Linked DNA regions of Mus musculus: all the other regions are linked to region 3. A link is a loop called in an ENCODE intact Hi-C map of the cell type or tissue named here. Cell type or tissue: left cerebral cortex. All regions are shown on one strand. Links, peaks and the distances in the headings refer to the core of each region. The heading gives the core; the rest is flanking DNA.

Region 1 (10,139 bases), core at 1,700-6,699, 190 kb before region 3:
CTGACCTCTGGAAGAGCCCTGGGCCCTTACCCAGCCCTGAGGTTGTAAGCCATGTGCACACTCGATGATGTCATGTTTGTTTACTAACTACTTTTTTTTTTTTTTTTTTCGAGACAGGGTTTCTGTGTGTAGCCCTGGCTGTCCTGGAACTCACTCTGTAGACCAGGCTGGCCTCGAACTCAGAAATCCGCCTGCCTCTGCCTCCCCAGTGCTGGGATTAAAGGCGTGAGCCACCACACCTGGCTACTAACTGCTTTTGATCTTATGCATGCCAGTACGCAAAGTCAAGAGGAGCGAGCTTGTGGGAGTTGGTCCCTTCGTCGTCTGTGTAGGTCCTGGGACCCGAGCTCAGGGCTCCAGGCTTGATAGCAGCTGCCTTTGCCCATTTAGATATTTTGTCAGCCTGCTTATTTTATTTTTTAAGGTATAATAAATCTTTGAGGTTTTTGTTTTGTTTTGTCGTTTGGTTTTCTTTTTAAATAACAAGTGATTACAGGAAACCCTATAAAAAAAAGTTCAGCATCCAGGGGTCATAGTCGGAAGCACGGTATAGACCTTTCTTAACCAAGGGTTTAGGATTCTGGGAAACAAACAAACAAACAAACAAACATGGGCAGGTTTGGGGGGTTGGGAATTCACTCTCTGTCATTTAAGGGATGGATAATGTAGCCTGGGGAAGCAGGTTGTTGCGGCTGACTGGTGCCGGCCACGTCGGGAAGAGGAGGAAGAAGACTGTATGTACCCTTGTACCAGTCCTTGCGTTCCCTTAGCTTTGCCCCAGGTGACTCCCATAGCCTCTTAGTGGCCCCTCCTCCCCCTGGATCTTTTCTCCACAAGACAGTGGGGTAAATTCCAGATGGAAGCCCCAGATTACCTCAGCCCCCTTGTGCACGCTGGCTCCACTTTGATGTATTCTTGCATGCCTCTCCACCAGGTTTTATTGTCACAGACAAGTGAGTGATCTAGCCTCCGGAACTTCCGGCCTCCTCTCTGGGGGTGCTCCTTTGACTGCTCCGTATGATTCTTGGTCCCTAGACCGTATGATGTCCCTAGACGCTGTTGCCTTAGACTGCCTCCTACCTTCCCCACTAACCTGCTAAGCTCTGTGGGCTGGAACTGTGTCTAGCCACCAGCGTAGTGGATGGACCAGACACAAGATACAGAGTAGGGAAAAGAATGGAAACCTGGGTGGTTTCCCAAGGATTAATGGTGGCAGTGTGGGTTGTGTTGTATGACACCGAGTACCAGGCCTTTCTCCCAAGATAACTTTCATAGCCCCACCAACTCACTTGCTTCTCCCTAAGTCAGTTATTGGAAGAAATTGGCACAAACGAGCCAATTTATGACCTATAATTTATGACCTAATTATGACCTATATTTTTCATGACCTATATTAAGTCTAGTGTTGAGGTATTAGATCTAGGGACTAGAAGAGGCCTGCCTTTTGGATCATCCCGTTTGGCAGAGGTCTAGAAGCCACCTACAGTTTCTGGCAGAACTTTCTTTCCAGTTTGTTCGCCCCACAAAGCCCCCATTTTTCCTTTTTCCAGTACTGGAAACCGAATCCAGGCCTCATGCATTTTAGGTGAGCGCCCTACACTGGACTGTACCCCCAGCTCCTCAGGGTCTTTCTCCTCAGACAGAGGCTCACTAAGCTGTCCAGGCAGGCCTTGAACATGAGACCTCTCCACTTCAGCCTCCCCACTGGCTGGGATTAGATAGAGGCTTGCGTTTTAGGCCCTGCGCCTACTGTCTTGAAAAAAGATTTCGGCAACTACAGTGGCATCAGTTTCAAATTAGTGACCAAGTTTTTATAGCCATCTGACAACAGATTTATAACTTTTTTTTTTTTTTTTTTTTAGAAGACATGATCTTACATTGTATCCCTGGCTGGCCTGGAACTTGCTATGTAGACAAGGCTGGCCTTAGAATCACAGAGGACTCTGTCTCCTGAGTGCTGGGATTGAAGTTGTACACCACTATGGTCACCCCCCACCTTATGTTCATACATCTACCTTTGACTGGGACAATAGTGAGGGAAGAAAACAATCTGTATTTTGGCCTCAACCCTGCAACTCCCTGCAGCTTCCGCAGCCCTCACAAGAAGGCTCGCCTCTACCTCCTCTCTTTCTGAGAAAGAACGATGAAGCAGCTCACGTGAAGGAGGCGACACTTGCCTTCCGTAGCTGTGTTTTCCTCTCGTAGTAGGTGACGACGGGGATGGACGCTCGGTGGTAGGCCTCCAGGCGCTTGGCAATGCTCTTGGCACCGTCCTCCCCCCGCTGGCTGCTCTGGCTTCTCTGAAGAAGGCGGTTAGTCATGGTGTCTGCTGAGCAGTCCATGCAGATCACCAAGTGTGGGTCTCCGATCTGAAGGAGCAGGGCAGAGCTTGGTCATTTGGGGTTCTGGGAAAGGTCGGGGGGAACCCTTCCCTCCCTGGGGCTGTTGGTTCCTCTCAAGGGCCCAACACTGCACTGGTAGAGATGAGACTGGCCTTAATGGCTTCTCATTTGCAGAGCTGGCCCTTATTGCCTGCTGCCTGCTAGCTCTGTCTTGTTCAGCTTTCTGGTCAGCTCAGACAATGCAGCAGTCGAAAGTTTCCTAGTGCAGCCAGTCTGTCCGTCACACCCAGGGGAAGAGTGCATGTGCACATGTGTGTGTGTGTGTGTGTGTGTATGTGCATGCCTGTGTGTATATGTATGTGTGTGCAAATGCATGTGTGCGTGATACATGTTGCATACAAGTGCAAGCATGTATGTGTATGTTGTTCCCGATGTAAAGCTCTCCCTGACCTACAGAAGCAAAGCTGACAATTCTCCTTCATACCAGCAGCGTGTCTTATTCCAGCTACCAGGAACACCCTGGGCTGGGTGAGCGTTACATGGAGTTGGGGAGCATGGTGGCAAGCAGGAGTCAGGCTGTTAGGGTGAGATTCTGGTGTAACAGAGTTTCGAAACCGACTTCAATAATCCCTTGCCACCTTCTGCTTGCACACTGTTCTTCCACTGCGACAGTGATCTCCGCCTTCCGCAGCTCCCTAATTCTTGAGAGATGGATGTAGTGGGAATGGGACTTCATGCCTTTAGAGACGAGGTTAGAGCCTCTTAAGCTTTTCCCACTTGTGAGACCCCATCTTGCCTGAGTAATAGCTACATTACTCCTGGTATACAAATAGATAAAATAACCACATAATTTAAACATTTGCTAGTAATAAATTTATAAAGAACTTAATTCTTAAACATTTGTTATGCGTGTACTCTTACCACAGGAAACTGCATTTTCCGTCTGGTGCTGTGTAACACTTACTATGGGAAAGCCAGAGACTTCCTATGATGTTCAACCACTTGACATGGCCAAGTCGTGAGATAGTCTCAGCTAGCCCGTGGGAGAGGCCATGCGATTAGCAGTGCCAGGCTAGCTAACCCCCAGCCCTGCTCCAGAGACACATGTCCGGCTTTAACCAGTACCCAACTACTACAGTACTAGGGACCGCACAGTATTGGAGAACCCAGCAGCTGAGCCCATCAAACGGCAGAACTTTGACAGAAAAAGTTGAATTGCTCTTTTAAAATGCTTGTCTGGGTCATTTGCTCACAATCCCTCCTAACATCTCTGCACCTCAGATTCCATGATGACCCTGAGGAGGTCACCGGGTGGGGTAAGAGGGCAGTGTAGGCGATCTGCTTGGCACGCAGTAGAGACTCCCACCTCAGTATGCAGGCCTCATGGGCTCTGCTTCTGGTCCCAAGTCATGCATATAGAAGGAGATTAAGAAATGTCCCAACAAATGGATGATGGTGAGCACCTGTGAGTTCAAGCTCTCCAGCTCCCGGTGAATGTACTGAAACATCCCTTTGCCCCTGGTATCACTGGGGAGTACTAACTGCATGTCCCCATCCCTGGTCAACAGAAAGCAACCCCATACCCCCACCCCACCTCCCACCCCACCAGCCTGCCATCTTCAGGGCATGGGCAGAAGAAGCTTGTCAGTCAGCCCTCTGAGGAAAGAGCCCGAGGGGTTGAGCAGGATGCTGGGCCCGTGCCACACAGAGCTATGCTTCTCTAGAAAGTGCTGATTACACACTGACCCATGCTCCCCGAGGGATGCGCAGGGCATAAGGAACAGAGTGGGGGACCTTCCCTAAAGTCTGGCCTCTGGAATGTAACTCACCCTTGAACAGGAAAGCTAGGTGGGGGTGGAGGAGAAAGCAATTCTCCTTCACCAGCAGAGGGCGAGCTTGAGAGACACTGGTGGTTCTATTAGCTCTCTCAAAACGTGTCTGCCTGGTCGGCATGAGCCATTTCCAGGCCACACATGGGGACAAAAAAAGAGAAAGCTCAAGGGTTCCTTTACTCATAGACAGAGGTTATTTGTATCTAAGCTGGAGCCATCCCTGAAAGACCAGTTGGACCAACATAAGAGCAGGCAGAGGTTGCGTCAACACCCAAAGCTTGAGAGTGATTGCCAGCACTCAATTTGGGGCTTGCTAGGAACGGGGTCTGACACTGAGCCAATGTCTGCATCTTTCATCATGTGTGAGCATACTTCACAGCCTGACTGTCTGAGAGGCCTCCCTGACACGTCGGTTCCTCGAGCGCAGACCACAAGGCTTGACCTTGCTCTCCTGCATCCGTGAACACAGCTGGCACACAGCAATTAATCGGGGAGTGACCTGAATCACTTAATATGGTTTTTCTTAAAAAGTGAATTTTTTTGAGAAATTTATACTGTGTTTTGATCATATAGTAACATTTAATCCCTAAATTTAAGAAGATTTCATTTTTGTTTTTGTGTATGCCACATGTGCTCTGGATGCTCTCAGAGGCCAGAAGGGGGTGTCAGATATCCTGGAGCTGTAGTTACAAGGGGTTGTGCGCTGTCTGGTGTAAGTGCTAGTAACTGAACTGTGGCCTCTGGAAGGAGAGTGAGCCCTCTTAACCCTTGAGCCATCTCTCCAGCCTCCTAAACCTCCCCCTGCCCCAAGTCAAGGTTTCTCTGTGTAGCCCTGGCTGTTCTGGAACTAATGCTGTAGATCAGGCTGGCCTCAGTCTCAGAGATCCTCCTGCCCATGCCTCCTGAGTGCTGGGATTAGAGGTGTGGGCCACCATACCTGGACTCCCCTCCCCCCCTCCAGCCCGGTAATATTTGAGGAAATAGCTTTTTCATGGCACTTATGTCAAGAGTCTTCCTCTGTGGGCACGGTCTTTGTTCAATTTAAATTTGAGGCAAGCAACCACTTTGGAAGCTTCATGTGTGGTTCCTGCTTGCCTGCTCAGTTGGCATTGGGATCCCCTGAAGTTACACTGCTAGCAGTTTATAAAAGACTGACTTTGCAAACATACAGACATCTCACTTGAAGGCCACTGGGTCAGTAGTGACATGGGGAGCTGAAACTATCCAGCCACCAGTTAGACACTTCCAGCTAGTGAGGACCGATGGGGCCTCAGACCACATCTGAACCCTGACTCAGGGAATTCTGATAGTAACCACTGAGCCACACTGCCCAGGTTCTGGGCAGAGGAGAAAGGCATGATGGGTCAGGAATGTTGGAGAGTTGTGTGGAAGGTGAGGGAAGCGCCTTGTGCATGCTCCTCTGCAGCAGACTGTAAGCTCACCAGCATGGAAAGACAGACAGACAGGGGCACCAAACCTTTTGACACTGTGACGTAATGTCTGTAGCAGTCCTGGGATGTGTGTGGCCAGTGGGCTGTTGGTTGGATCCCCAGGAGTGCCTCCCATGGCTTAACATGGTTTGTAACTCCATGGGCATCCATGCTGGGATCTGCCATCAGATCTAGCTTTAAAAGCTACAAAACGGGGACTTTTGGGATAGCATTGGAAATGTAATTGAAGAAAATACATAATAAAAAAAATAAAAAATAAATAAAAAAAAATAAAAGCTACAAAATGAAGTTTGAATTATGGAGAACTTCATAATGAAGAACTCGGATTATGGTTTTATTATTGCTTTTCCTTAGCGAGGGGCTGGAATAAGAGACACCTGTATTTACAATCCATTGTGTTCTTGACTGCATGGGAGACTCAGAAAACTCTACATCTCTCAGTGAACATTCTAAAAAAGACCTCTATACCCCGAACATCTAAGCTGGGGCGTGGCCTGCACTGCTGTTCCTCTGTCCTCAGCAAAGGTGGCTGTGACATCCTCTGCAGGGGTATGCATCACTCAGAAGCCAGTTACAGTCATCTGCTTGCATGTCTGCTTGTTTCTGCTATTGTTTGCACTTATACACAGATCTGTCACAAGGCTTCCCCCCTCCCCCCCATCTACCTTCTTGCACGTCCATCTTTGCTGACTGGATCATGAAGCGTTTTTTTTTTTTTTTTTGACTAATTAAGAAATATATATATTTTTAATTTTATGTAGCATGTGTATGTGTGTGCCTGTTTGCTTATATGATGAGCACCATGTACGTGTGCCTGGTGCCCACAGAGTCCAGAGGGGGAGTTGGGTACCTGGTATCTAGAGTTCCTGGAAGTTGTGAGGCACCCTGTGGGTTCTGGGAACCAAATTCAGGTCCTCTTTGAAAGCAGCTATTGTTCTTAACCACTGAGCCATCTCTCTAGACCCCTTGGCTCTAGTTAAAGTGGGGGCTAGGCAACGGAGGAACTCCTGAGGGGAGCTTGATGAAGCAAACTCAAGGGTAGATGAAACCCAAGGTTTTATCGCCTTCATCCCTGTGGCCTTGCTAGAAGGTGATGGAACTGGGTGACCCCAAAAGCTGTGTGGTTGGGGCGAGGGTACAGCAAACTTCTGCAAGCGCCTATATTAGGTATCCTGCACAGAGAGGTGCAACCGTGCACTTGCTTGGCCCTCCAAACCCCAGGAATGGCATTCCTCTTACTCTATTCACTGAAAAGGTCACTCCACTTTTTAAAAACATCAACTCAAAGAATTCAGATGAAAATACTGCAGAATAAAACAGTAGCCACGCACACCTGACTTTCTTGGAGGTTTGGTGTCAGTCTTAGTGTAACAAATATGGTCACTTGCCTAGACTTGGAGAGTTGCAGGCAAGGTATACAGTATGTACCATAGGGCCTGGCCCAAGCAGGTCACCGTCTGGCAGCTGCAGTAGTGGGTAGTTACTGGTTCTTGTGACAGCTGGTAGCCCTGAGCCACTAAGGAGGGCACAAAGTCGGGGATGGCACAGTGTTATGGAGGGTGGCAAGCATTCTGGATCCTGTCCTCGCAGCATCTCTCCCCTCTTCTGTGCCTATGTAACTCTATTCCCTGCCCAGGGGCCACTGCCCTTCTCTCTCAGGCTGTGTGGCTCTGGTGGTGTGCCGCCTGCCCCCTACTGGCTCCTGTAGGCTGGGTCTATTAGCAGAGTCCTTGTTAAAGTGAAGGAAGCAGCAGTGGGTCTTTTGTGGGGCACTCTGCCACCCCAAGGCAGACTTAGTTTTCTGCGAGGTCATTGAAATGAGAGGAGAGAAGCCTGGAGCAGGAAGAGAAATGAGCAACACAGAGAGGAACAGGCAGAGGTGGAGAGAACCAAAGAGGCACCGGCGGCTCCGCTCCCCACACCCGGCCGAGCCCGACTGCTGCTGCTTCCTCGCTAGACCGGTCATTCCTGCCCTAGTTTTGTATTTCGTCTTCGGAAAAAAAAAGAGTTTACGTTTCCGCTTTTGGTAACGCCAAGATCTGGACAGTGTTACTGGGTAAGAGGCGGCTTTGCGTGTACCCCCTAAGCTGAGTGCTGTCCTTGTGCCCCGATTGGGCACTGCTAACATCAGCTCACCCTTCGTCCAAACTCTTCCCCTTGCTTCACTTCCCGGGGGTAGCCGTCAATCAGGAAGCCCTTGGTGTTGCCCAGGCTGGCCACCATGGCCTCCTTCAGCAGCTCCAGAACGACACCCTACAGCAGAGAGAGTGGTCAGTATGGGGCCTAGCGGCACCCCCAAATCACAATAAATGTGACTCCTCAGACATTCTTCTGGGAGGGGAGGATGTGGCAAGATTAATAGCAGATCTCTTGGACTAACCTGCCTCCCCCCGCCCCCCCATGTCTGCAGTGAGTCTTTCAGTCTTTCAGGTCTTTCAGTCAGTACTGGGTTCCACCGGGAGGGTTTTCCTTTCTGGTCTGTCCTTTCTGCTGTTATCTCACTAGAAAGACTTCAGCATCTTACACCCCATGAGACATGTTCCACGTGTCTTGTTCCACACAGTAGCAGCTGATGGACCAGGCATCGTGGCAGGTTAGGAGCAAATGAAACGCTGCTGGCGGCGTTCTCCCAGTAAACATTATGCAAAACTTGACATGTGCTAACTTGAGAAAACTTTTAGACCAGAGAACTATTTTCTACCAACACGATTTTGCCTTTAAAAAGATTGATTAAACAAGTGTGCAAGGTAAGGAAAGAACAGTGCAGTGTGGGGAGGGGCCTTGGGAGGAGTGTGAGGAAAAGAGACCTCCTTCCCTAGGGGAGGGGCCTGTGGGCGGGGTGGGAGGAGACCTCCTTCTCTAGGGGAGGGGCCTGTGGGCGGGGTGGGAGGAGACCTCCTTCTCTAGGGGAGGGGCCTGTGGGCGGGGTGGGAGGAGACCTCCTTCTCTAGGGGAGGGGCCTGTGGGCGGGGTGGGAGGAGACCTCCTTCCCTAGGGGTGGGGCCTGTGGGCGGGGTGGGAGGAGACCTCCTTCTCTAGTGTTTGGCAGGAGCCTGGGGAACGCAGAAGTCGCAGGCATGGCCAGAACCCTTCCTTAAAGAATTGTGAATTAACTCTCCATCTAATTCACAGTCTAATGAGGAAGGCAGACAATGATAAACGAATATACTCTAGCTAAGGATAGCAGGCACGGCAGAGCAGGACAAAGGGCCAGAGTAGGGGGGGGGTTGCTGTTTTCTAGAGGGGAGGGGGCTCCGTTAAGTTGTGACTAGGCAGAGCTCTGTAGGAGGCAGAAAGGTCAACTAGAAATGGGCGATGGAGAGGACTCAGGCTAAAGAGCCAGCAAATGGATGGACCTGGAGGGCATCATCCTGAGTGAGGTAACCCAATCACAAAAGAACTCACACAGTATGTACTCACTGATAAGTGGATATTAGCCCAGAAACTTAGAATACCCAAGATATAAGATACAATTTGCTAAACACATGAAACTCAAGAAGAACGAAGACCAAAGTGTGGACACTTTGCCCCTTCTTAGAATTGGGAACAAAACACCCATGGAAGGAGTCACAGAGACACAGTTTGGAGCTGAGACAAAAGGATGGACCATGTAGAGACTGCCATATCCAGGGATCCACCCCATAATCAGCATCCAAACGCTGACACCATTGCATACACTAGCAAGATTTTATCGAAAGGACCCAGATATAGCTGTCTCTTGTGAGGCTATGCTGGGGCCTAGCAAACACAGAAGTAGATGCTCACAGTCAGCTATTGGATGGATCACAGGGCCCCCAATGGAGGAGCTAGAGAAAATACCCAAGGAGTTAAAGGGATCTGCAACCCTATAGGTGGAACAACAATATGAACTAACCAGTACCCCAGAGCTCATGTCTCTAGCTGCATATGTATCAGTAGATGGCCTAGTTGGCCATCAGTGGAAAGAGAGGCCCCTTGGTCTTGCAAACTTTATATGCCTCAGTATAGGGGAACGCCAGGGCCAAGAAGTGGGAGTGGGTGGGTGGGGGAGTGGGTGGGGGATCGGGTGGGGGACTTTTGGGATAGCATTGGAAATGTAAATGAAATAAATACCTAATAAAAAAACCCCATAAAACAAAAAATAAATGGGAAAAAAAAGCCATCATGGAGAGCCCAAGGCGGCAATAGCCTGACCCGAGGAAGAAGCCATAGGAGGCAGCAAGGTGAGTGCCGGATGGGCACTACTTGATAAAAATCTTTATTTTGGGGGATGGAGACAAGGCTCAGTGGCTACGAGCACTTGCTATGAGAACAGAAGAACCTGAATTCAAATTCCCAGTATCCACATTACAAAGCCGGGCACAGCAGCAAGTGTCTGCGGCCACACCCAGCACTGGGAAGCAGAGACAGGTGGGTGGGTCCCAAGAGCATCCTAACCACCCAGCTTGGGCAAAAAAAAAAAAAAAAGGGGGGGGGGGAAGCTGCAGTTCAGTGAGAGAACCTATCTCAAAAACTCAGGTGGAAGCAATAGAGGA
Region 2 (10,139 bases), core at 2,311-7,310, 60 kb before region 3:
GGGTTGTCACGGATGTGGCAGGTGCAGCTCATGCCATCCCAGAGCTCTTGGCTTACGCTTCCATCATAACAAGGACAGATACCTCCAGGCCACTCACTAATCCTCTCCCCCACATCCTACCTGGGCTTCTGGAGACACACCTGTGTAGACACCACCCGCACGGGATCAGGTTTAAGTAGGGGAAGCATCATCCACTTTGATTACGCCTAAGAAACATCTGGAGGACAGCTGGATGAGGGTCACAGTGGTTGGTGAAGAAGTCAATCAGGGAGAAGACAGTAGGAGGTGTTCTGAATGACGAAGGCAGGGTTAGTAGGCTGGGTGGGTTTATTGTGCAAATTAGGGGGTTATCTGAGAAAGGACAGAAGGCTGCTCCCTGCTACAGTGATCATTTCAGTAGGAACAGTAGGCACATAGAAAGCCCCCAGGATTAACTACCTCATGTGGTTGAATGGCTGAAAGAGCAAAGCTTTGTAAGGCAGCTGCAACACTTGATACAATGTGCCAGCTCTTCCCTACTTCTTCCAGAATTAAATTTCTTATTTTGTGATAATAATGGATACTTTGAAGTAACCTAAAATAGATACAAGGGCTGAAGATCCTATGAGCAACAAAGCCAGGCAAAATCTCTAAGGGACAATACATGTGAAAACAGGAGGAAACCTTATTTGAACTATGTTTCTTGTAACTGGAGATGATAAATGAAAAGAAAACTTGTGGCAAACAGTCAACCACCTTACATAACCAGGGTGGGGGGCTTTCCTGCAGGCCATGAGGACCACCCACCTGACTAACTGACTGACTATTTTCGTCCTTGCATTTCTGTATGTGCCCTGGAAGTATCCTCACTGGCAGCTCCTGCTGGAGATGTCCAGTTCATAAATTACTGTTTGAGCAAATGAACTCTTTCAAGCTTTCATGGCGCCCGAGTTTAACCCTTCAGACACCACTAGTGCTTCTCGTTCATTTCCATCTTGGGTCACACGAATACTGTGTTCTTAGAATTTTTGTATCTGGTTCTGAGATAAGTATATGTAACAGATTTAACATGTAAGTATTTGTTAATGGTTCTTACTTTTTTATTTTTGTTGACTTAATATTTGCTCAACAAAATATTGTAAGAAAGTCTATTTAGTCTTCCTCTCTAATTCCTAGCACAGTGCTCCTAACATAACAGAACGAATGTTTGATTTTTGCCAGCTCCTGAAAACAGAGACCAAACCAAAACTCCATAGGAATAGTGGGAGCTGAGATAATGTTTAAGGATAGTGACTCTAGTCAATTAGGCTACAGCAATCTAGAGAAAGCCAGATCCAGAGGAAGAAATAAACACTGAGACACAAAAGGCAGTTAGGAGCCCAAAGGACATGTTCAGAGAACGTCTCTATGACATAATACAGTCAATATATGAAAAATATAATGGAAAGAGAAAATATGAAAAGCTGTAATGAAAAAAGACTTGGTACATCCCCTACCACACCTGGGATACAGGAGTGTCATGGGCACTCTTCCACAGAACACAGTTGCTCCTCTGTTCAAAGTTAGAGCCAGAGGGCTGAGGTTCTCGCCCTACAGAGAGGTAGGCCTTGTGTTACAAGCCACCACTTCAGGACAGGCCTTCCCAAATCCACCTGGAATCTTCTGTACTCCCTGTCACACACACAGTTACTAGCTTCTTCCAGTTCTGCCAAGCGCTTACGCAGGGCTCAAAGCTGCCCGCCACAGCTGACCTTCCATCTCAACCTAATCCTTTGGTGCCTCCCTCCCTGGCCACAACATTTGTTCTCTAACGCTCTAGTTCCTAACGTTCACTCTGTCCTATCCGGCTTCCATCTGTGCCTGCTTCATAACCACTATTCATTCTGAGTTCCACTTTCCCCTCCTTCCCTGAAGGAATTCCATCCTAGCCCCTCCACTCTGCTGGCCCTTCCTCTGGGTTGTGCATGTGTCCTCTCCTGGGCTAGCTTCAGGTTGTTACATCCATCACATCCTCTGTGGTACCCATTCTATGAGGATAGCTCATGGCTGGCCATACACCATCTTTGAGTTTTGGAGATGTTTTCCTGGATATCAAACCTGGCCTTGCATATAGTATGCAAATGCTCTATTGCTGAGCTACAACTCTGGCCATTCCACACAATATTTGTGTTTCTAAAAATCCCAACTAGGCCAAGGCCTGTCAATGAATAGTTGTTGAACAAAGGGGACTGTCCCACTGTTGCCTGGTGAGGGCACCAGGATGATACAGGTCCTCAATAGAGCTGAATAACTCTGGAAATCATCAAGGGAAGAGGAAAGCCAGGTCCCCAGCAGAGCAGAACAGCATGTTGTCTGCAGTAAACCAAAGGTGTGTGGCATCTGAATGACAGTCACCCCTCATGTGCTCAAGCATTTGAACAACTGGTCTCCAGCTATGGTACTGTTTGGAGAGACTCTGAGGTGTAGCCTTGCTGGAGGAAGTGCAGAACTGGGGGCCTGGCTTTGAGGTTATTTAGCCTTATACTTCTTCTAGTTGGCTTTCTGCTTTGTGTTTGTGGTTAAGATGTGATCTCTCAACTTCTTGTTCCTGCCACCTTGCCTGCCTCTTGCTTCCTGGCCATGGCTTGGGAGCGGTCATGGTTTGAATAGGCTTAGCCCAGGGAGTAGCACTATTTGGAAGTGTGGCCCTGTTGGAGTAGGTGTGTCACTGTGGGCATAGGCTTTAAGACCCTCATCCTAGCTGCGTGCAAGTCAGTCTTCCACTAGCAGCCTTCAGATGAAGATGTAGAACTCTCAGCTCCTCTTGCACCATGCCTGCCTGGTTGCTGCCATGCCCCTACCTTGATGATAATGGACTGAACCTCTGAACCTGTAAGCCAGCCCCAATTAAATGTTGTCCTTTATAAGACTTGCCTTGGTCATGGTGTCTGTTCATAGCAGTAAACCCTAAGACAGGAGTCATAAGCCCAAACAAACCCTTTCTTCCATAAGTTGCTTTTAGCCACTGCGTTTTGTCAGAGCAATAGAAAATTAACCAGTAGTCTGACTGACAGCCAAACCTGGTTGGCTTGATGAGGTGAGAAGTCCGGCACAGAGAAACAAAGACACAAACGAGGCCTGACAACTGTTTGTTTGTTATGTGTTCTTAGAGTAAGCAATTTTATAAATTACATTCATTATTTTACAGCCATTACCTAGTAACAAATGCCCGAAGAAAGCAGATCTGAGTCTATCAGCATCCAAGTCTATCTATCTGTCAGTGTCTCCTGAGAACAAAAGAGAACACCTAAGTGCTTCTCAGAGGCCCAAGGCCCAGAGCCATCAGGATTCACTGCTGTTGTCTATCCTGGAGTGATGAATTCCTGTGCTTAATTTACAAAATGCAGAAATGACAAGAGTTGCCTCAATGAGATGCAGTGGAAGATAATGAGCTACCGTGACACATTTTGATTAGGACCAGGACACATTAAAAGCTCAGAACCGATGACTGTTGTTTGTGAAAGCACTTTCTAGTCATAACAGTGTTTTGTGTTTTTTTGACTGCTAAGCATTTTATCTGCTCTGTCTTCTTTCGGGAGAGACACATGCACAGTCTCTCTAAAGTTATTAATCAGTTCCGATGCCTTTCTCATCAATGTTTCCAATAAGACTTATACAATGTATGTGTCTCTCTATATGTGTATTTGAAAGAGAGGGAGGAGGGAGAGAAGAAGGGAGAGGGACAAGGGAAGGGGGACAGGGAGGGAGGGTGGGAGGGAGGAAAGGAATAGGGAGGGGGGAAATGTATGTGAGTGTGTGTGTGTGTGAATGGGCGTGTATGTGAATTGTGTGTGTATATGTGTGAGTGTGTGTGTGACTATGTATGTGAATGTGTGTGTGTGTGTGTGTGTGTGTATCTGTGTATATGTATGTGTGAGCACCTGAGGAAGCCAGAAGAGGACCCTGGACCCCCTGGAGCTGGAGTGTTAGATCCTGGTGAACCATCCACTTGGCAGTAAGCAGTTTTAGCTATGGAGTCATCCCTCCAGCCCTTTGAATATTATCTTAATCGCATCCAAATCATTTGCTTCATAGTTCTCCTACTAAGGCCTTCCCTTGCACTTAAGGTAATTGAAAAACATCAGCAAGGCTATCGGATTTTTTCTAGTGTCTGTCAAGAAAGCCAACAGAAGAGTGATTTACTCTGAAAGCTGGCTCTTCCATCACCCATGCAGCCCGACACATCGAGAACACTGAATTCAGTGCCAGCGTCCTTCTCACCGGGAGCTAGCAACAGGGTGGCGCCGACTTCCAGCTTCATTTTCTAACCGAGAGGAGGCAGCTTCACTGAGTCACTTGGCTTGCTCTCTGCCTATGGAGTGTGAAGAAGACTGGCAGTGTGTGAGCTTCAGGAAGGGAAAAGGACGTCAGGACACGTGCTTCTCGCAGAGACCGAATGCTGGGAGCTATAAATACAGTCCCTGCTTGCTCTTCTCATTTTATTGCTGTTTAGGAATAGACATAATTTACACCCCAGGACTGTGGCTCTTGCTTTGCTGGTTGGTATAATGGCAACACTGTGCACAAATGACTTCATTGTCCAGGGCTTTTGATTTACTTTTTAATGTAAAGGAGGAAAAAATGAAAGTGAAGTCATACTTTACCTTTCAGAGTACACAATAACAACAATGCTGAAAAGCAATCGGATTCATGCCTCAATTCTGCTCTGGCTCCGTTAAAATCATTCACACTTATGAAGACCTGTGTAGGTTGGTCAGTGGAATGGGTCTCCCTGAGCAACACAAATATGCGGCCTCCAGGAGCAGCAACGACACTTTCCTGAGGTAGCAAGCACTCTCTAACCAGAAGGCCCCTCACCCACACACACCCTGTAGGCTTTGACAAATTCTCTTTGCCCAGACAGCAATATCCCTTAAAATCTTGAGCTTCTAGTATTATTACTACATTTTGTACCAGAAAAAAAAAGCTATTTAGTTAACTTAAAAATATTTTGGGCAACTGAAATACAATTCAAAGGGATGCGTTAGTTTCTTGTTGCAACGACAAAATCCTTAACAGAAAGCATCTTAAGTAAAGGATTAATCTTGGCTCCCAGCTTGAAAGGTGTCACTGTGCAAGGCATCCTGGTGGCAAAGGAGAGACATAGTCCCTGGTATAGGAGCCTGTGGCTGCAATGCTGCCTCTGAGCAACCAGGAAGCAGACAGTGGAATTCTGGCACTAGCTGGCTTTTTCCTTTTCCCCTTCATTCTGTCCAGGACCCCAGCCCATAGGATAATGACATCACATGCTGGGTGGGTCTCCCCTCTGTAGTTAAACTTCTCTGGAAACTCTCACAGATGTGCCCAGAGCTATATCTCCTCAGTGATTCTAACCCCAGTCATGTTCAGAACGAAGGGGACCCACCACAGTGGCCCCCTGTTAACCTACAGTTCTACATCTCTCTCAGGGTACTTCCATGATCTACTTGAGTCACCTTAGAAACTCAGCTGGGACACCCTTCTCAGTTACTAAGATCACAAACAGAAACAAGGAGTGCTTTTGTTTCCCGACAATGGATAGTTAAACAAGAGAAAATAAGCCAGGGTACTGAAAAGAAACACCAGCTCACTGGCTTACGCGTTACAAACCCATCATCTCCTTACTGTCGCTTGTAGTGCTGTTTGTTTGGATTTATTTATTTACTTATTTTTGTTTGTTTGTTTTTCGAGACGGGGTTTCTCTATATAGCCCTGGCTGTCCTGGAACTCACTCTGTAGACCCGGCTGGCCTTGAACTCAAAAAATCCACCTGCCTCTGCCTCTCAAGTGCTGGGATTAAAGGTGTGTGCCACCACCACCCAGCTGATTTCTTTCTTTATAAGCATTTTGCTTTTCGTTTCAGTTACTCTATACCGTGATGCCAGTGGAGATGGTGCTAGGTACCAGAGGTTGAACACTGACAGTTTGGGGGTAAGAGTCTCAGTTACTTTTCTGCTGTGATAGAGCACCTCACAAAAATCAGTTGAGGGGAGAGAGGTACATTTTGGCTTACAGTCCCAGAGGGGTTACAATCCATTATGACAGGTAAGGATGGATGGATGAGCATGGGCTGCTTGCCAGTCATGAAGGAGAGAGGGGGGAGGGAGACGAGGAGGAGGAGGAAGAGGAGGAGGGAGAGGAGGTGGAGGAGGAGGAGGAGGAGGAGGAGGAGGAAGAGAGGAGGAGGACGAAGAGGAGGAGGAAGAGGAAGAGGAGGAGGAAGAGGAGGAGGAGGAAGAGGAGGAGGAAGAGGAGGAGGAAAAAGAGGAAGAGGAGGAGGAGGAGGAGGAGGAGGAGGTGGAGGAAAGAAGGAGAACCAGGCTATAAAACTTCAAAGCTCGGTCCCTGTGACAAACTTCCTCCAGGAAACATCTTAAGGTCCTCTACCCCTTCCAAACAGTGCCACCAGCTGGGGACCAGGTGTTGAAGCACACAAACCCATGGGGGACATTTTACATTAAATCACATCAGTGCACTTGCATTTTGAATCTTACTGATGGTTCCCATGAAACTCAAAGTTCATTAAAAATAATTATTCACTGTCTCTGTGTGAATCCCGTTATGGTCCCTGTTGACTTTTCATCAGGGAAGCAGTCTCTGGTGGAGCGAGGATCACAGTCTCAGTGGTGAATCTGAAATGTGCAGTAGGGAGATCCCCTAACTGAGAAGGGGGTGCAGGGCAGATGAAGAAAGCCCACAGAGCTTTCTGGGCTCTGGGACAGTGCCCACTACAGAGAAGAGGCTTGTGTGCCACGTCACAGCTCCTACGTGACTTAAATGCTCCATCACTCCGACACACCCTTCCCGTTGACAGGAGCGTGTCCTCCATGTCCTGCTTGATGTTACATAGTGATAGAGTGTCCCCCAAGCCACAGAGAAGTGAGAAAAGCCAGGCATAGGTTGGGAGGCTTCTGCTCTCTCTCTCTCTCTCTCTCTCTCTCTCTGTGTGTGTGTGCATGTGTGTATGTATGTGTGTGTGTGTGTGTGTGTGTGTGAGAGAGAGAGAGAGAGAGAGAGAGAGAGAGGTGTGGGGATGATAACATGTGTGGAGGAGCAAGAGTGTGTACATATTGAAAATATCCATTTCAGGGCATCAAGATGCAGCTTGGTTGGTAGAGTGCTTGCCTGACGTTCAATAGGCCTTGAGTTCCACATCATACATTTCGTATTCCAGGTGAGCATGGTGGTACATGTCTATAATACTAGCACTAGGGAGGTGGAGGCAGGAGCATCAGAAGTTCAAGGTCATCTTTAGCTATGTAGCAAGTCTAAGCTCAGCCTGAGAGTCATGACCCCCTGCCTCACACATGACACCCCACCTCAAAGATAAATAAAAAGTAAATAAATAAATAAATTCATTTCAAAGAATGCCAAGAACTGATTGCTCTTCCCCCTTATACTCCCACTCTGTAAAAGCAAAACTCCCAACATCATATGATGCAATTACTGAAATGAGAGAATACAGACTCTAGCTAATAAACTTGTCCATGTTCTTACAACAGCTGGTGCAGCGGAATAGGAATAATTCTGCTTGTAATTCCTTTTAGCCCATGTGTTCATTATCTGAAGAAATCCAACTGGCGAGCTCTGATATAAATCAAGAGGCTTCTTCATCCGTTTCCCAACTACAGCGTCCTTCTCAGTGTAAAGTCTTGCATTTCCTTATCTCCTCTTATGAAATGTCCACAGGAGAAATGGTTGCATGGTTGCTTCACTATCTAACGCAGACTACAGAGACTCATTGGTTATCACCTAATCTTACAAATAAAATATTTTTATTACATATTACTTATTCTCCTCTCTCTTCCTCTGTATGTGTGCATGTGTATGTGTGTGTGTGTGTGTGTGTGTGTGTGTGTGTGTGTGTACAGTCAGAGGACAACTTGGGAGACTAGGTTCTCTCCTTTCATCACCTGGGATTAGGGAACTGAACCCAGGGTGTTACTGTGGCGCTCAGTGTCCTTCCTGGCTGAGCCCTCTCACTAATTATCAGCCATATTAAGAATAGCTTGTTCAGTGGTGTGGGTAGTTTGTCTTTCCGGCTTAGTGAAATGCCCAAAGGCACAAAGCTTTGGTGCACTTTGGCAAATAATGCAGACATTGTATTTTGGCCTTCAGTTTTCAGGCACTTAAATTTTTTTTTTCCTTTAAAAATAAAGCAGTCGTTATAGTTGTCTCTGGTTGGAGCTTGTTCCTCCTGTGATTCTGTTAGCCCCTGTCAGCAGACCTGGGAGTGTAGCTCTCTCCTGAGTTTCAGTGGTCAGAGTACTCTCTGCAGGCAAGGTCTCCTCTTGCAGGGAGGGTGCACAGATATCTGGCGTTCGGACCTGCCTACTGACTGAAGATGAAGGCCCAAAACAGGGCCTGTCCCAGAAGCTGTGTCGCTTCTGCAGTCCGCACTCTCACCTGCGCAGACTAGTCTCTGAGGGATCCGGGATCCAAGATGGCTCCCCCCAGTGCTCTGCAGCAGAGCCCTCCCGGGCAGGGTGGACACCTCTCCTCTAGAAAGCACCCAAGGAGCTGAAGGGGTCTGCAACCCTATAGGTGGAACAACAATATGAACTAACCAGCACCCCCAGAGCTCGTGTCTCTAGCTGCATATGTAGCAGATGATGGCCTAGTCGGCCATCACTGGGAAGAGAGGCCCCTTGGTCTTGCAAACTTTATATGCCTCAGTACAGGGGAACGCCAGGGCCAAGAAGTGGGAGTGGGTGGGTAGGGGAGCAGGGTGGAGGGAGGGTATAGAGAACTTTCGGGATAGCATTTGAAATGTATATAAAGAAAATATCTAATAAAAAATGAAAAATATAAAGCAGTCTTGCATATATGCTTTCAGAGTCTGCCCATCCCTCCCACACACATGGAGCTAGGCTGGAAGTGTGTCTCTATGATAGAACACTTGCCCGGCATCCACAAGGCAGTGGGTTTGACCACTAACACCACAAAGGCTAAGAAACAAAGTTATAAGGACTTCTTGACCAATGATAATTCAAACAAAAACAAATTTGTGTTTTGTTTAAGCTTTTAAATAGCTAGATATTTGTTTAACTTTTAATTAGTTAGATAACAGCTAGCACTGCATTGAGATTTCAAAAATCTATAAAAGGGAACTTAGTATCCAAAAGTCACACAGTTCATAAGTCCAAGTGCCCAAAATACTAAGAAAGTCAGCTCACTCAGTTAACATCAATAAGCAACTTCCCTAATTCTAAATACACCAAATCCTCCAAAAAACTTTACCCAAACCCTGGGAATACTCAACTTTTGACTCTCTAACCAAAAACGCAAGGCTCAATAAAGACACGGCGAGAAATTATGTCTAACACTATGGTGAGCAAAGGTCAGCACATTGAAGAAAATTTCACGAAGAACCAAATCCACCGGACTTCGGAATTCCTGTCATTTAAAGTCACCCCTGCAAACAAAACTGCATGCACAGACATAACGAAACAATCGCAGAGGAGCTCAGTGTGGACTGCATGCACAGACATAATGAAATGATCACGGAGGAGCTCAGTGTGACTGCAAGAATGTTGATAAGATCCTGATGAGCTGGCACACTGTCCCTGCCCTTCTGACTATTAGATTTTCTTTTCAGTCAAGATGGGCTATTTCTTTAGTCCCAGCTCCCAACAGATAAACAATCGATGAAGAAGTAGGGAAAAAAAAAAGAATCAGTTGATGTCCATTACAATTTAACTACATTATTCAGACACATCTCGATTCGGTGGATGATATGTTTGGTTAAAAAAAATCCCTGGCCAGGGACATAGCTCAGTGGTGGAGGGCTTTCCTAGCATACGTTCGACCCTTGGTTCAATCCCAGGCACCACAAAATAGACAACCGAAGCTATTGGGTCAAGTTAGTAATTCATCAACAGGCACATTTAAAAGAAAACAGTAAGTTGCTATGAAAGTTTAGATCCCTACATTATTAATTTGGGGTTTCTCCAAGAACATCTATTTGGGGGACAACAGTAGTTTCCTCAAAAGACATGGTCTTACTAGTAAGAGTTTCAGATCCTAGAAGATGAGCATTGGGGGGAGGGAGTACAAGAAAAAGGAAGAGACACAGAAATCCTGCATTGATGTCAACCCGCTAAATGACTCTTTTCACAGTCTATGGACTCTTTATACGTATG
Region 3 (10,139 bases), core at 2,012-7,011:
CGTCTAATTCTCACAACTGCCTCCTTTGTGATGGGTCCCATGTGTGCATCACTACATCTGGTTCGTGCAGTGCCCAGGCTTTAACCTAGGGTCTCCTGCATTTAGGGCAGGAGCTAGCTCTTCAGCCCACTTTGAGCCAACGCCATACTGATTTCATTAGTGTCCCCATCCCCGCAAGAAGCACTTAAGGAACTTCCCCCCAGTCTCTGCATTTTTTTCTAGCATTTGCTCCATTTCTTTGCTACCGCTTTTCTGGCCAGGGGAGGTGAAATCTCAGTGGTTAAGATTTGCTTCAGCCCCCCCCCCCCCAGTTTGGATTTCTCTTGTGAACTGTATACTTGATTTCTTCTGTCCATGTATTGATGGAATGATTTGCTTCGATGTGCTTAATTTTACCATCCTTCATATGTTGTACATGTTAACCCTTTGTCAGCTAGAAAGCTGGTACATCTTTTTCTCCATTCTGTATGCTGTACTTCCCCTCTGTTATTTCCTTTGTCTTACAAACACTTCTGAAGTTCAGCTCTTGTATAACGCTGGAACTACTGGGCATTTTTTGTTTTGTTGTTGTTTGCTTGCTTGCTTATGCCTGGCTCTTGATATGTCTTCCCTGGTTTCCTCTAGTTGTTCCAGGGTTTCCGGTCTATATTATATAACGACTTTCATTCACTTTGAATCAATTTTTTTTACAAGGTGGGAGTTTCATTCTGCACATAAATACCCAGTGCCACTTGTTAAGGAGGCTGTCTGTCTGTCTGTCTGTTCTCTAGTGTTTGTTTCAGCATCTTTGTCAAAAGTTGGGAGTCTGTAGCTTTGTGCATTTTTTTCCAGGCTCTTTCTTCTGTTCCATTGGTCTACACATCTGGCTCTATGCCTTTATCTTGCTGGCTTTGTTACTATGGCTGTTTAGTATAATTTTAACCAACCAGGCACTGTGGTCCCCAGCAGTCCTCTCTCTGTTCTTGCATTTCATTTCATAAACAGCTTGGATCGAAACTGTGATTTAATTGAGGATTTAAGATAACCCCTAACGTTGTAACCAGTTAATTGTGTTTTCTTTGGTTTTGTTTTTTGTTTTTGGGGTTTTTTTTTTTTGTTGTTGTTGTTGTTGTTGTTGTTTTAAGACAGGGTCTTGCAATGTAGCCTTGGCTAGCCTAGAACTCATTATGTAGACCAGGCTGGTCTCAAACCTATGGAGATCCAACTGTCTCTGCCTCCCGAGTACTGGGATTGAAGGCTCGAGCCATCGCGCTGAGCACAAGTGAGAATTCAGCTCAGTATCCTCTGCCTTTCAAATAGCAAGACAGATGTGTGTTTTAATACAGAAAAGCACCATCAAAGCAAGACCAAGTGTGGCGTGGGAAGCCCTTCCTATTATCGCAAGCCTCTGCTGAAAGCCTAGGCTGGCCTGTGGCCCCTTTCTCTCGTGTTCCTGTGGGACTCAGGATGACCACCTGATTGTCAGGAAGAAACGCCACGCTTGTTGTTTATCCTGGAATGTTAGTTATGTGCTCTCTTCCTCCCTGGTGTGTAGTGCATACATGTATAGTACATACATGTTGGCGTTTTAGGATTAGGATTAAAAGATAATTCCAAACTCATGTTTAAGTGAGACTTGAAATTGACACCAGGGTTGGAAAGATGGCTCAGTGCTTAAGATGGCTCGGTTGCTCTTGTAGGGGACCCAGGTTTGGTTCCCAGCACCCACATCAGGCAGCTTACAACTGCTTATTCCAGCTCCAGGGCATCTGGCACCTTTGACTTCCACAGGCACACACACACACACACACACACACACACACACACACACACACACACACACACAAATACTAAAAACAAATCTAACATTTTGAGGTCAGTTTTTAAAATGCTGATTGATGTGCAGTAAATCTCTATAGTATTTATACGATCACAGTATCTATACGATTACAGAGGAGAAAGTACGGTCTGACTTGTTTTTAATTCGTGAAACCTTGTACAGGGCAAGAGGTCCACGTGCTCACACATAATAAGCACTAGAGAAATGAGAACTGTTAACCACACAGGCTTTGGTCTTCAGTGGAAGAAACTGACAGCTGTTCACCAGAAGGTTGGAGTGGATGCTGTTTGATCTGGTGATCTTTTGCTAGTCTTTGATGCTAACCTGCACCAGAATCTCCTAGAATCCTGAGCATTGTCTCTCAGTCAATAGAATCTATCCTTGGGCTTATCATAAACCCTTCCCCATAGGGCCTGAGCACTGCTTGTCAGTCAACAGAACACATTCTATATGTAAAGGTCACAGGTGCTTTGCTAAGGAGATGCACTTTGTAAAGGCGTTTGGGTGTGGCCATGCCTAAAGCTTTGCTGGGACAACTGTCATGAGAAAACTTTTCTTTAAGTTTTATTGTGTTTAAATATGTAAAAAATAAAGCATTTGGTGTCAGGCTCCAGAAGTTTCAATCAGCGCTGGCTAAATCAAGTGAACCCGAGTTTCTCTAATCCTATCTCTTTTGGCCCATGTTCCTGCCAGTCACAGTATTTGCAGGGACCCCTCAAGTGCCTGGTGTGTGTAACTCACGGAGACTAGCACACACTAGTTCCCACAAATTCTACATCTTTGAAAATGTCCACTCCTGGAACCTGGTCTGAAGTGCAAAGAATATTTTCCTTTAGAATGTTTCATGGAAAAAGCAAACATTATTCTCATCTATACATTACTCTCACCTATACATTACTCTCACCTATACATTACTCTCACCTATACATTACTCTCACCTATACATTACTCTCACCTATACATTACTAATGCATAAGGCACACAACCTTCCGAAGGTTGACAAACCCTACCACAGCTTTTAATTTTTAAATCAGTTCCATTTCCCCCCAAGGGCAGGCAGTTCCCAGCAGGTGCCTTTGTTTTCGGGAACCCTGAGTGGAATGGGTTTGGGTTTGTGGTTCCATCAGATGAGTTCAGCTGCTGAGGAGGCAGAGGAAGTGTCATGCGATTTCTGTGCGGCAGGTTAGCTTCCCACGCTCCCGTTACTCTGTGGGCCAGAACCGACTGCATCGACACACGGGGTCTTGTGGCTCTCCCATGAGCCCTTGTGTACACTCAAGCCTGTGGGCATCCCTGCCTCTAGGTTTGGGTCAGCAGATCGTGTTTCAGAGTTATCAGTGGATTTCTTAAGCATACTTACTCAGATGGTCTTAGGTTCAGGACTCCGAGCCAGCTTCTCATAAAACCTTCTTTGTATATTTTATAAAAACATGGAATGGGGTAAATCAAAATACCAGATTCTCTCAACCCCATATATAACCCAGCCACAATATTAATACTTAAAATCCAGGCCTGTTAATTTTGTCTTTTCCTAAAGGCTTAAGTTGGGTGGGTATACGCAAGGCAAGTTTTCCAACTGGGAGACAGACATTTCAAGTTTTCCTAAACAAAACTAGCTCCCCAAAGGGCACTGATTCTTAAATCGGTAACAGTGAGCTTCAGTCTTTCACTGGTAACTTAAGTCCTTTTTCCTAAGTGCCAGCAGCAGCCCAGGACTGAATATAGGTAGTCTACTGGTGCTATTGCTTAGTCTCTGAGTTAACCCTCTGAATATGTAAATAATCTAGTTAGACTTTTGATAGCATTCAACTAATTGCCAACCTCTGATCTAAGGTCAGAGACCAATAGTTATATTACAAAGGCGAATTAGGAACACAGCAGAACCAGCTGCAAACGTTCTGTTGTGTTTTGTTTTTAATTTATTTTTAAAGCGGGAGTACTTTTCAACCACAAACCTAGCAGATACTCTGTACCACCCAAAGAGATCTGAAAAGTTCCATTATATTCTAGGCTTTGGTGGTGATACATTGCATCAGCCACCTGTTACTGTGATCTGTAATGGCATGTACTATCTATCTGCAACCATCTGGGGTTTTGGAAGGCACCTGGTTAAACTTAGAACAGTGTGGATTCTGGCACAGAAAATCCATTTTAGAAATCTGAGGTGTTGGATTTTTGTGGTCTGTACTCGTCACATGGACAATCAGGTCCTGCTTCCCTCTAAGCTGTGCAGTGAATCGGTCTCACTGTTCAAATGGAACCTAGAAGTCTCTATAGTCTTCTCCAGCTCTTTGCTGTCCTGAACTGAGTCTCAGTATACAGCGTTTAGTGCCTCTCAGGTAAGCAAGCTGACGTCCTTTTGAGTGTGTGCAGTATTTGGGGACATTCCATTCATATGCAGAAAAGCCAACGGGAAGCTTGAAGCCTAAGCAGCTACCTACCAGGGCTCATTAGCACACTCCATACAGAGTTCTGTGAGCAGACCACCCTGGCTCCCTGTACATTACCTGGCACCACGGAAGAGAAATGTCAGGAGACTCCGCCAGGCGTGTATCTATCATTCTTTTAGAAGCATAGAAATAAAATCGGTTTTGGTCTTAACATTTATAATTTAAAAAAATATTTCAGCTCTTCATTTCCACATTTACAAAAACAGCAAAAAAAGCTGTCCAAGCACTGTAATTATGGTATCCTGGGTTAAATAAACATAGTTTGGGGGTATTGCAAAAATTATTGTCTTAAGCACTGCACTTTCCTTCTAACAGAAAAAAATCCCCTAAACAGGAAAAAGAACAATGTGTGGCCTTTGGTTTATAATATTACTCTTCCATTTCCTTCAGAATTGGAGGCCAAAATTTTTAAGGCTCATCCTATGAGGCTTGGATTGGTGCCGTCCTTTTTTTTTTTTTTAATTTTTATTTTGTTTTATAACCTAAGCAAAAGCGCTTCGGATTTAGGGTGTTTTAAGACGGAATGTGGAGAGAATAATAGGAAGCAGGACTTCTCTCTGGGAAGCAGGTACCTTTAGCTCATTCCTCAAGCCTCCTTCCTCACATTCCTATCCCCTGTCCCTGGTGCGGATGCTGGATGCTGCTGCTAAGCCCAGCAGAGGCCAGCAACAGGAGTCACGCCTGTCTGGCCGCTCCCAGTCGAACCCAGTCTGTGTAGGTGGGCGCGAGGGCTGGCGCTGGAGGCTGGGAGGACCTTTCAAGCAACCAGCAAACGCGCTCGGGAGTTCATTGACTGGCCGCTTAGAGCTTCAGGGACCCAGGAGATAGCGCTGCACTGGATCGGCTGGGCTGTGTGTATATATGCGTGTGTGGGTTTTTTTTCTCCCTCTCCATCTTCATCCTTCTCCTCAAGCCGTCCCCCCCGGGAGAGTCGCTTCGTCCACGCTTTCCCTCCCCTGCAAGGGGTCCCAACGCTTGGCGCCTGGAATGTTTAGGACTCTGGAACCTTCAGTTTCCTGTCCTGCCTCCGTGTGGGCGACACTGGTCTCACCTGGCTTGACCCTCAGTCCCAGAGAGTGCTGCCAGGCCACGATCTGCTGTCCATTCTGGGTGCCCATCTCGGAGGGATACTCTGGGGACAGCCTGCATCCAGTACCCAGCTTGAAGAGGGAAACTTGATCCCAAGATACGGGTTTCGAAGCCTGCATTTGAAAAGGACCCGAGCGACCCGAGCGCACAAGGCGACTTGTCTGGGGCGAAGGGAACGGCGAGCCTCTGTGAGCGCCTTCATTAGGGACCCTACACCGGAAGGTGCAGCCGGGCACTGGCCCTCGGGACATTCGCTGGGGATCCTTTGGCCACCCCAGCCTCTTACCTCGAAAAGCTGAGGAATGTCCCTCCGGGCCAGGTACTCCTTGGCGTCGTTGGTGTTCATGGCTGTACGGCGCGCGTGCAGTGGGGAGCAGGAGGGGAAGCTCCCGAGGTTGGGGCTGGCGGGGCGCAGCCCTCACTTGGATGCGCTCAGGCCGGGGTCCCCTCAGCGACTCCCGGGCAGCTGTGCAGTCCGCGCTCCCGTCGCCCCCGCGTCCGCGCCGGTCCCCGCGCCAGCCAGCAGCGAGCAGCAGCGGCTTCCCGGGCGCAGGCAGCGCGAGCGCCAGGGGAGGGGCGCGGAGGAGGACCACGCGGCCGACGCCACCAGCCGCCGCCTCCCGGCTCTGCGCGCTCGGCCCGCGCCTCCGGAGCTCGCTGCGGCGGCCGCCAGTCACGCTGCGCGGGCGGGCGCGGGGCGCGGGGGTGGGGACGCGCGGGCTGCAGTCACTCCCCAGCCCGCAACGCAGCCAGGGCAGCCAGGGCACCAAGGAGCCAAGAACCGGGCGATTGGAGCTGGATACAGTTTTGCTTCTACACACACACACACACACACAAACACACACACACACACACACACACACACACACACACCAGACACACACACCAGACACACACACCAGACACCCCCCCACACACACACTATACAGACACACCATACACACTATAGACAGACACTCCCCCCCCCACAAACTTACCACAGACAGACACTCCCACACACACCACAGACGATAGACAGACAGACAGACACCACTTATCATGAGCTCCTCCAGGAGCTCTTCCAGGGGGGAAAAACCCAAGTCAGAGAATTCATATATTCTTAAGTTAATGGCCTTTCAGTGATAGGGAGTTGGAAGTAGGGAAAGAGGAAGGATTCTGTTGGGTCTTTTAACACTGGAGTACCCAGCCCTTAAGAAAAGTTGGAGCAACTTAAACATTTGAGTAGAAGGCCTGAAATCCTTAGCGTAAGATTTAGTGAGCAGTCAAAGAATCTTTTCTGCTGGGAGGAGCTGAAGGAGGAAGAGAGGACTGAGTGGTGGAGAGCTGGGGTCTGCTTTAAACTGCAAAGTGGTCACTGGCCCAAGGGCCATCAGAACGCCCTAACAGGAGACGGCTGGTGAGGTGTACTGGTGCCTACCCAGTTACAGACCAAGGTGCACCCATCCTCCCCACAGCTACCAAGATGACTCATTTCCCACAGATGTCTTTTCACTGCTCTTTGAGAGATGCTCTGGGTCTCCAGGGAATATGATCTCTAACTGCCTGCAAGGGCCCACTCTGGAGAGGGTATGTGGAAGAAAGGAGGCAAAAGCTACATACAGACTCCTGGCATCTGGGGTCTGGTAGAAACCAGCACTCTAAATGCTTCAAATTAAAAACTCACCATTTGAATGTCTGTTTCAGGATCTTTCCTTGGACCTATTTCTTGGTCCACATAAGCCGCTGTTGCTCAAGCTACAGCTTTATTTGAGCAGAGGGAGGGAGATCAATTTTTTTTTAAAGATTTATTTATTTATTATATGTAAGTACACTGTAGCTGTCTTGAGACGCACCAGAAGAGGGCATCAGATCTAATTATGGGTGGTTGTGAGCCACCATGTGGTTGCTGGGACTTGAACTCCGGACCTTCGGAAGAGCAGTCAGGTGCTCTTACCCACTGAGCCATCTCACCAGCCCGGGAGATCAAATTTTAATTAGCTCAATTTTGAGAATTAAATAAAATTTGTGAACATTTTTGAAGCCACATGCCATAATAATGTGTCATGTTATGGGGGCGATTTTTTCAGTTCTGAGGACATTGGTGTCCTCTGTGAGAATGTCTCCACTTATGTTCCTCTCACTTAGTTGACAGCAGGCTTTGGAGGGAGCCAAAGCCATCTCTGCCCTGTGCAATCATTTCCACAGTCCTTGGAAAATCCTAGGGCCTGGTGGCTTAGTCGACTTAGAAGCACACGGGACTGAAGAGGCCAGTTCCTGTAGGTCTTCTTGAGGTCCTTCTTTCCTGGGTTCTGTTGCTAGTGTTAGGGTTTGTTTTTGTTTCGAGGTGATACATGATTCTTAGTATCTTTAGTAAATCCAGCAAGTGACAGCAACAACCTAGTAAAGAGAGAGGGGTCAGAGAAAACACACTGTAGCCAGCTTGGAAACAGATGTAGCAAGTTTACATCAGCCTTAGAGAGTGACAGCTGGTGTATCCCAGAGTAGAGAGGTGTAGGAAGGGCAAGATGCTAGTCACTGTTACTGCAGACTGCGGCCTCACAGGGACAGAGCATATGCAGAAAGTACAGGCTTTCAAAGCTGGGCTGGAGATAGCAGGGACAGGAGCATAGGGGCATCCTTGCCAAATCTATCCCGTCTTACCAGCTCTGTGATGGTTCTAAGGCTGGGCATAGAAAGCCTGAAGCCCCTTGTACTGTAGAGACACATTCCTTCAAGCTCCAACAAACTATAACATTCTCCACGTCTGCGTATTTGGTAACAATTAGCATATCATGATATTTTCCTACCTTGTATTCAGATAAGTGGGTCATGACTAAATAAGTTTAAAGAGACAAAGATTTCATTTGGGGTCTCTATATTTAATACAAATGAAATTGTCTCCATCCTCTTCAAAAATCTTTTGGTATAGCTTTAATTTTTACAATTTTCGAGAATGGTTAGCGTTTTTGAAGGTATAGGAGTTGGGACATCTGAGGAAAAATAATAGAATTGTCTCTTGTGATCATATCTTGGGAGATCATGGTAAGTTTCTGTGCTATGGCAGTAACTAAGACAATCTCTTGCTGGTAAGGACCCTAGTTTCCATTGGAGAATGTGTGTAATAAGTAAGTATGATAGGGCCAATAAGATAGCTCAGTGTGGACGAGTCTGATACTCTGACTTGTTCCCCAGGACCCACATGCTTGGGAAGCGAGGACTTCCCAGATCTGTCCTCTGACCTTTACACATGCGCTCTGGTGCTGTGGCACAGGTGTCAGCACCCACCCACCTACACAGACACATGCAGACAGACAGACTAACAAACAGACAGACAGACACACCAAACAAACAAATGAATAAAGTGTAGTAAAGACTTTAAACAGTACATTGAGGGAAAGGTAAAGAAAATGGCCAAACAACATCAGACTGTGATAAACAAAAAAGAAGTAAAGCACAGAGATAGCAGAAAATCGGACACAAGCAAGAACACATCAGATAGCGGCAGGTGTGGTGGGAAAAAATCAAAGCTGACTCTATAGATTTGAAGCACGGGCACCAGTCCAGACCTCTCCTAAGGAAGGGGCAGAGGAAGTGGAAGTAAAGATAATCACAAGACGATGATGAGGACTTTCAAAGGACCAGGGATGTTGGAGGAGGAAGGCGCTTTGAAAGGGATTGCTCTCTGAGTCACCCATAAGGAGCCAGTTTCTGCTGACACACAGACCTTGTCTCTGCAAAGGGCTAAGCCTGCTGGGCTTGCTCAAGTGGCTAAAATGGGGGACCACTTGCCCATCCACACAAAGAAGGCTTGAGGACTTTGTTTGCACTCTTCTAGACTCTAGACCAGTGGTTCTTAACTTTCCTAATGCTACCACCCTTTAATACAGTTCTACATGGTGTAGTGACCCCAACCATAAAAATACTTTTGTTCCCATTTCATAACTGTAATTTTGCTATCATTATACATTATAATGTAAATATCTGTGTTTTCTGATGGTCTTAGGCAACCCCTGTGAAAAGGTCTTTCTGACCCCCAAATGGGTCATGACCCATAGGTTGAGAACCACTAGTCTAGACAGCTAACACATGCCTACACTCAGCCCCATCAGTGACCATGGCAGGCATGTCTGTCATCCATCATCTAACTATTGCCAGTTTAGCATGGAAGACTTTAGCAGTAATGCAGAAAACATCGTCACAGAGGACAAGGTTTGCTAGGAGAGGTGGGGGGGGGGCACGGAGAAGAGAGGGAGGAGAATAATAGAGGGCAATGGACGGTATGATCATTTGTAAAAGAATAGAGACTCTCTATTGATAATACTTAAAGGAATGAAAAGGAAACGTTTCTCATGCTGAAGTTGACCCCTCTCCCTCATGGTAGCTGAACAGAGGCAATGGTAGGGACTAGTCTAGTTGACGGTACTTGTATAATGACAACTTTGGACTGTAATGTGCAACAATGTATTGTTTGTTATGTGTCCTCATGTGCTGAGAACCTCACAAAGTATACAGTGTTACATATGTGTCTATATGTCATAGTAACTTTTAAAACAACCAGTAATTATTTCCACCATGCTAATGAACTCACCAAGAATCAGAGAGCCTAATTCGGAGTTGCACAATGGCAAGCATCAGTTTGGTTACAGTCTGGTGCCATGCAACCCTTCCCTTACACACCAGCAGCACAATGCTCTGCAAGTCGACAAAGGTCTGCAACAATTTCCTTTTGCCTTTATCACTGCCTCTCCTTTTCCTACCCCTACCCAGTGTGTGTGTGTGTGTGTGTGTGTGTGTGTGTGTGT

Evidence for each region. A loop is a pair of places that touch in the nucleus more often than their neighbours do. Peaks named below come from ENCODE experiments on the same cell type or tissue, not always from the same donor. Only the 100,000 strongest peaks of a DNase experiment are listed, where the experiment ranks them.
Region 1: a loop joins it to region 3, with 2.3 times the contacts of the local background. A loop is called at or near these places in 3 of 42 quality-filtered maps.
Region 2: a loop joins it to region 3, with 2.3 times the contacts of the local background. A loop is called at or near these places in 2 of 42 quality-filtered maps.

Annotation. Positions count from the first base shown.
Region 1 is chr3:152,470,580-152,480,718 of GRCm38, forward strand. Ak5 (adenylate kinase 5) reads right to left here. Exons shown (of 14, transcript NM_001081277.2): 12 at 7,762-7,878; 13 at 2,178-2,369. Among named protein-coding and RNA genes, the nearest start is that of 3110067G11Rik, 14 kb to the right of the region's middle. In left cerebral cortex, for the core only: a CTCF peak has its summit at 4,224 (motif pointing right); a DNase peak (open chromatin) is centred at 4,226.
Region 2 is chr3:152,601,716-152,611,854 of GRCm38, forward strand. All of the region lies in intron 6 of Ak5 (adenylate kinase 5), which reads right to left. Among named protein-coding and RNA genes, the nearest start is that of AI115009, 60 kb to the right of the region's middle. In left cerebral cortex, for the core only: CTCF peaks have their summits at 4,283 and 5,055; DNase peaks (open chromatin) are centred at 4,320 and 4,756; H3K27ac peaks cover 1,355 bases.
Region 3 is chr3:152,662,156-152,672,294 of GRCm38, forward strand. Ak5 (adenylate kinase 5) reads right to left here and starts at 6,205. Exons shown (of 14, transcript NM_001081277.2): 1 at 5,645-6,205. The coding sequence starts at 5,704. AI115009 (expressed sequence AI115009) reads left to right here and starts at 4,758. Exons shown (of 4, transcript NR_040386.1): 1 at 4,758-5,677. In left cerebral cortex, for the core only: no CTCF peak of the experiment used is centred there; DNase peaks (open chromatin) are centred at 3,986, 4,167, 4,998, 5,574 and 2 more places; H3K4me3 peaks cover 2,138 bases; H3K27ac peaks cover 1,184 bases.